Linked DNA regions of Homo sapiens: region 2 is linked to region 1. The links are chromatin loops, found by intact Hi-C in ENCODE. Cell type or tissue: endothelial cell of umbilical vein. All regions are shown on one strand. Links, peaks and the distances in the headings refer to the core of each region. The heading gives the core; the rest is flanking DNA. Region 1 has its middle 14 kb from the start of ABAT. Region 2 has its middle 45 kb from the start of USP7.

Region 1 (2,907 bases), core at 152-2,651:
ACAATGGCACAGCATAAGCTCCAATCCACAAGGCTCCTGGATTCCTTCAGACAAACAATATTCACCCTGGGCAGGGGTCATGGAAAGAGCTCTGGGTTTCCAATGGAAAGACAGAACCGGTGTTAGATCCCACCTCTTGTTACTTCTTTGCTATTTTTATTTTTAGAGACAGAGTCTCGCTCTATTGCCCAGGCGGGAGTGCAGTGGTGCAGTCACAGTTCACTGTAACCTCAAACTCCTGGGCTCAAACAATTCTCTTGCCTTGGCCTCCTGAGTAGCTGGGACTACGGACACGTGCCACTGCACCCAGCTGATTGTTTTTCTTTTGGTAGAGACAGTCTTGGTATGTTGTCCAGGCTGGTCTTGAACTCCTGGACTCAAGTGATCTTCCCACCTCTGTCTCTCAAAGTATTGGGATTATAGGCGTGAGCCACCATGCCAAGCCCATTCTTGCTACTTCTGAGTCCTGTGACCTCAGACAGCCTCTGTAAAGATTCGAGCCTTAGCTTACGTGTCCCTAAAATGGGTACAGGAGGCTGGGCACAGTGGCTCATGCCTGTAATTCCAGCATTTTGAGAGGCCAAAGTGGGAGGATTGCTTGAGGCCGGGAGTTCGAAATCATCCTGGTCAATATAGTGAGACCCTGTCTCTACAAAAATATAATAATAATAGTGATAAAATAAAATAGAATAAAATAATATGAGTACAAAGTTGTTGGGCAGATAAATGAGATCAATTTTAAGTTCTTTTTTTTTTTTTTTTGAGACGGAGTCTCGCTGTGTCGCCCAGGCTGGAGTGCAGTGGCTCAATCTCGGCTCACTGCAAGCTCAGCCTCCTGGGTTCACGCCATTCTCCTCCTCAGCCTCCGCAGTAGCTGGGACTACAGGCGCCCGCCACCACGCCCGGCTAATATTTTGTGTTTTTAGTAGAGACGGGGTTTCACCATTTTAGCCAGGATGGTCTCGATCTCCTGACCTCGTGATCTGCCCGCCTTGGCCTCCCAAAGTGCTGGGATTACAGGTGTGAGCCACCGCGCCCGGCCAACGGTAAGTTCTTAATAAAGGCGGGTTTTATCTGAATTCGGGTTTGGGGCTAGCTGGGTACTGGCGGCTCTCAGAACTCACGTGCTGCTGTACAATGTATAGCAGGTTAGTTAGGGTCCCCCGAGAGTCACTGTAGACCCACACGTTGGCATGGCTGCCAGGACTGATGATTACCTTGGATTCCTTTCTGGCACGTCTGGCCCTGGATTCATGAGGCTGGGGCACCACCTTGTGGTGAGAATCCTGCCAGGGGCCAGCAGGGACGCAAGGTGCCTGACGGCCCTGCTTCCCTCAAGCCGCGGAACCTGGGGGAGGAGAACATGACATCCAGACCCTTTGGGAGACTTGAAGCCAAGACCAAACTCATCACCTGTCTTCCCCACTGGTCGGGCCAGAGTCCGGATCCCTGGTAGCTCTGGGTTTCCGTTCACTCATCCGCTCACCCACTCAGCACAGCTCCTCCTCCTCCTCCTCCTCCTCCTCCTCTTCCTCCTCCTCCTCCTCTTCCTCCTCCCCCTCCTCCCCCTCCTCCCCCTCCTCCTCCTCCTCCTCCTCCTCCTCCTCCTCCTCCTCCTCCTCCTCCAAGACTTGCCCACTTGCCGGCCCAATCTCCCCACCTGAAGCAGCGACCGCCCTCATTCACACTCTTCCAGCCCCCGATGGCTCTATTGTTCTTTCTAGTACTTACCAACACTGCCAAGGCTATAATTCTCAAACCATTAAAACATAATTATCTTAAAGTCAGTAGTGAGTATGTATTAAAAGTCTTATTTACTTTACTAATGAGGGCCTAGGCACAATGACAAAGCTGGCTCCAATGAGAATTCGAAAAACAGGGATTCTTCTAGGAAGTAGGAAAAATGAGGAGATAAAATTGCCATATTATGCTGGGCGCAGTGGGTCACACCTGTAATCCCAGCACTTTGGGAGGCCGAAGCAGGCGGATCACTTGAGGTCAGGAGTTCGAGACCAGCCTGGCCAACATGGTGAAACCCCCATCTCTACTAAAAAAAAATACAAAAATTAGCCAGGTGTGGTGGTGTGCGCTTGTAGTTCCAGCTTGGGAGGCTGAGGCACGAGAATTGCTTGAATCCAGAGGGCGGAGGCTGCAGTGAGCTGAGATCACACCACTGCACTCCAGCCTGGGCAACAGAGTGAGACTCCATCTCAAAACAAACAAACAAAAAAACAAAAACAAAAACAAAAACAGGCCATGTTACACATAAAGTCAGTTAATGTCCTACAGGGCAAAAATCACTGTACCCTTTGGGGTGATTTTCCTACTAGACAGAAGAGAAAAGCATCACATGATTTCAGTTCAACAGAAATGAAAAATGTGGCCAGATGTGGTGGCTCACACTTATAATCCTAGCATTTTGTGAGGCTGAGGTGGGAGGATGGCTTGTGCTCAGGAGTTTGAGACCAGCCTGGGCAACATAGTGAGACCCCGTCTCTACAAGAAATACAAAAAATTAGCTGGGTATGGTGACTTGTGCCTGTAATCCCAGCTACTTGGTGGGGCTGAGGTGGGAGGATCGCTTGAGCCCAGGAGGTCGAGGCTGCAGTGAGCCAAGACTGCGCCACTGCACTCCAGCCTGGGTAACAAGGTAAGACGCTGTCTGGAAAAAAAAAAAGCGAAGTCCTTGCGCCCTAATCAATTTAATCAATTGTATACACAAGTGCTGCACTGTCCTGATGGCTCTAGCATGCAGTCACCTTTTTGCCTCACTTGTAGCTTTTGGACTGTGGTTCTTTACACTACCTGACATTATATTTTGCATTTATTTGTTTATTGCAGGTTGCCTCCTCTAGAATGTAGGCTTCGTGAGGTCAGACAGGTGTAATGCCTGGCTCCCTGCTGCCT
Region 2 (2,907 bases), core at 107-2,606, 350 kb before region 1:
CTTCCTTTTAAGTGGTTTGAGGTGACTCTTTTTTATTTATTTATTTATTTATTTATTTATTTATTTATTTTTTATTTATTTTAACTTGCTTGCTCTAGGTCATCGTATTTCAGGAAGAAATCTCTGTGGATCCCTTTGGGGATGTGAATAAGTAAGCATGTGAATTGTTGAAATTTAGGCTGAACCATATGAAATTGACTTTTTATGGATCAAAAATACACGAATACAGCTTGGGCAACACTTCAGTGAGACCCCGTCTCTACAAAAAGTAAAAAAAATAAAAATAAATAAAAATAAAGCTTGAACCCAGCTCTTCCATCGACTTGGCATGGTAGTGTGCACCTGTAGTCCCAGCTACTCAGGAGGCTAATGTGGAAGGATGGCTTGAGTCCAGGAGTTCAAGGCTGCAGTGAACTGTGATCATGCCACTGCACTCCAGCCTGGGTGACAAAGCAAGCCTCTGTCTCAAAAAAAAAAAAAAAAAAAAAAAAAGCTGAGTATCAGCCAGTCGCAGTGGTTCACACCTGTAATCCTAGCACTTTAGGAAGCCAAAGTGGAAGGATAACTTGAGCCCAGGAGTTGGAGACCAGCCTGGGCAACATAGCAAGGTCCCATATCTTTTTTTTTTTTTTGAGACAGAGTTTCGCTCTTTTTGCCCAGGCTGGAGTGCAATGGCACAATCTCAGCTCACCGTAACCTCTGCCTCCGGGGTTCAAGCCATTCTCCTGCCTCAGCCTCCCGAGTAGCTGGGATTACAGTCGCCTGCCACCATGCCCGGCTAATTTTTTGTATTTTTAGTAGAGACGGGGTTTCATCATGTTGGCCAGGATGGTCTCGATCTCATGACCTCGTGATCTGCCCGCCTCGGCCTCCCAAAGTGCTGGGATTACAGGCGTCAGCCACCGCGCCTGGCCAAGTTCTCATATCTTAAAAAAATAATAAATAAATTAGCCTGGTGTGGTGGTGCTCCTGTAGTCCAGCTACTCGGGAGGCTGGGGTGGGAGAATCTAGCTCGGGAGTTAGAGGTTGCAGTGAGCTATGATCGCACCACTGCACTCCAGCCTGGGCAACAAAGTGAGACCCTGTCTCAAAGGAAAAAAAAAACAGCGAGAGAGAAAACAAGATTCCTTTAAGAGCTAATAAGGCCGGACACATGTAATTGATAAAGATCACGGACCCCTGTGGTTATTCAGCGCCAGCATGCTTTAGAAAGAGGCGTGTGAGGGAGTCATCCGTTCTTCTGGGTTCTCTCTCCTGCTTGCCGGGTGGGGTGCAGTGTCCACCCGGACCCAGCTCCAGAATCTCCGCTGAGCTACTTCTTTCTCCCCGTGGCCACTAGAGGGTGCGAGGACCGCAAGCAGGGGCTGAATCTGAGCCCAGCCGGGGTCAGGGCCCTGAGCTATGGCTGGTGATTTGGCGCTGGAAGGCCCTCCCTGCGCCCCTAGGGAAGGAACAACAGGCTCAGAAACCCAGGACTGCGGTGGACACCCCCACCTCTGAGCCAGCCGCACGTTCTGGAGTGCGTGGGTGCGATGGCAGTCCCCAGGAGTCCCGTGGGAATGAGCACACTGCTGGGGGGCGGGGGCTTTGCTCCCCGTCAGTTCTGCATTTCTGAGCCTTGATCCCACTGGCCCGTTGAAACCCTCTCGACCCCTCTTCAGACAGTCTGGCTGTGTCTGAAAGTGCACAGGTACATTATGGGCTAGAATAACCCTGTAATGGATCGGGCCGTGCTTCCTGTACAAGTCTTGGTTTTCACTTACTGTAAGTAATCCTGCTCCCTTTTCCGATGGGGTAAAAGGGAAGGAGCATAGCTATGAGTTCGCTTAAGCCAGCACAGCGGTGGGCAAGGGAGACAAAGCTGCGGCTGGGACCAACCAAGGCCTCTGAGAAATGATATCATGAACCCGGTGGGGAGGTGGCAGTGGGACGTGCACAGAGCTTGGGGCTCCAGATGCAGACCTGGGTTCAAACTCAGCTCCTCCATCCACCAGCAGGCTTAGGATCTCCCCTCTCAGAGCCTCCGTTTCTTCGTCTTGACGGTACAGGCTCACACCTGTAAGCCAAGGGCTTTGGGAGGCCAAGGCAGGAGGATTGCTTGAGGCCAAGAGTTCAAGACCAGCCTGGGCAACATAGTGAGAACCACACCCCCCCCCCGCCCCCACCCTTGTCTCTACAAAATATTTTAAAATTAGCCAGGTATGGTGGTGTGTGCCTGTCATCCCAGCTACTTAGGAGGCTGAGGGGGAGAACTGCTTGAGCCCAAGAGGTCCGCGGCTGAAGTGAGCTATGATCGCACCACTGCACTCTAGCCTGAGCGACAGAGCCAGATCCTGTCTCTAAAAAAAAGAAAAGAAAAAGTGGGGGTAATATGCAGGACAATGAGTGACTTGAATGAGACAATAGTTCCCCAGCACCCACCATGGTAGCCCTCAACTCATGGCCACTAAAATAGGACAGTGGCTTGGTTACGATGGTTGCAAAATAAATTCAGCTCCAACATGTAGTGGTTTGAAACGACCATGTCATTACGTCTCTGGTTCTGTGGGCGCACTGGGCTGAGATGAACCATTCCATTGCTGATCTCACTGGGGGTCTCTCACGCTGTCACAGCCTGACAGGCTAGAGTCCTCTGGAGGCTCCACAGGATGCTGGGAAGGCTGCCTCCTCTCACTCCCGCGCTGCTGCGGGGCACTGCCTCCACACGTGGCCTCCCCGACAGGGTTGCTGAGCTTCATGCACTGCATTTTGGGATTCCCAAAAGTACAAAAATGGATCTGCCCCAGTCCTCTTAAATCTTGGGTCTGGAGCCCACGCAGCACCACATCTGGCATCATGCATTGGTGAGTCGCAGGCAGCTTGGATTCAGTGTGGGAGGGGACAACTCCAGAGAGCCAGCACCAGAGA

The links. Hi-C counts contacts between places; a loop is a spot of excess contacts. Peaks named below come from ENCODE experiments on the same cell type or tissue, not always from the same donor. Only the 100,000 strongest peaks of a DNase experiment are listed, where the experiment ranks them.
Region 2: a loop joins it to region 1, with 10 times the contacts of the local background. A loop is called at or near these places in 19 of 110 quality-filtered maps.

What each region holds. Positions count from the first base shown.
Region 1 is chr16:8,659,500-8,662,406 of GRCh38, reverse strand. It overlaps a transcript of METTL22 not described here. Among named protein-coding and RNA genes, the nearest start is that of ABAT, 14 kb to the left of the region's middle. In endothelial cell of umbilical vein, for the core only: a CTCF peak has its summit at 1,275 (motif pointing left); a DNase peak (open chromatin) is centred at 1,246.
Region 2 is chr16:9,007,383-9,010,289 of GRCh38, reverse strand. No RefSeq gene overlaps it. Among named protein-coding and RNA genes, the nearest start is that of USP7, 45 kb to the right of the region's middle. RefSeq lists enhancers at 1,175-1,224, 1,024-1,595. In endothelial cell of umbilical vein, for the core only: a CTCF peak has its summit at 1,355 (motif pointing right); a DNase peak (open chromatin) is centred at 1,329.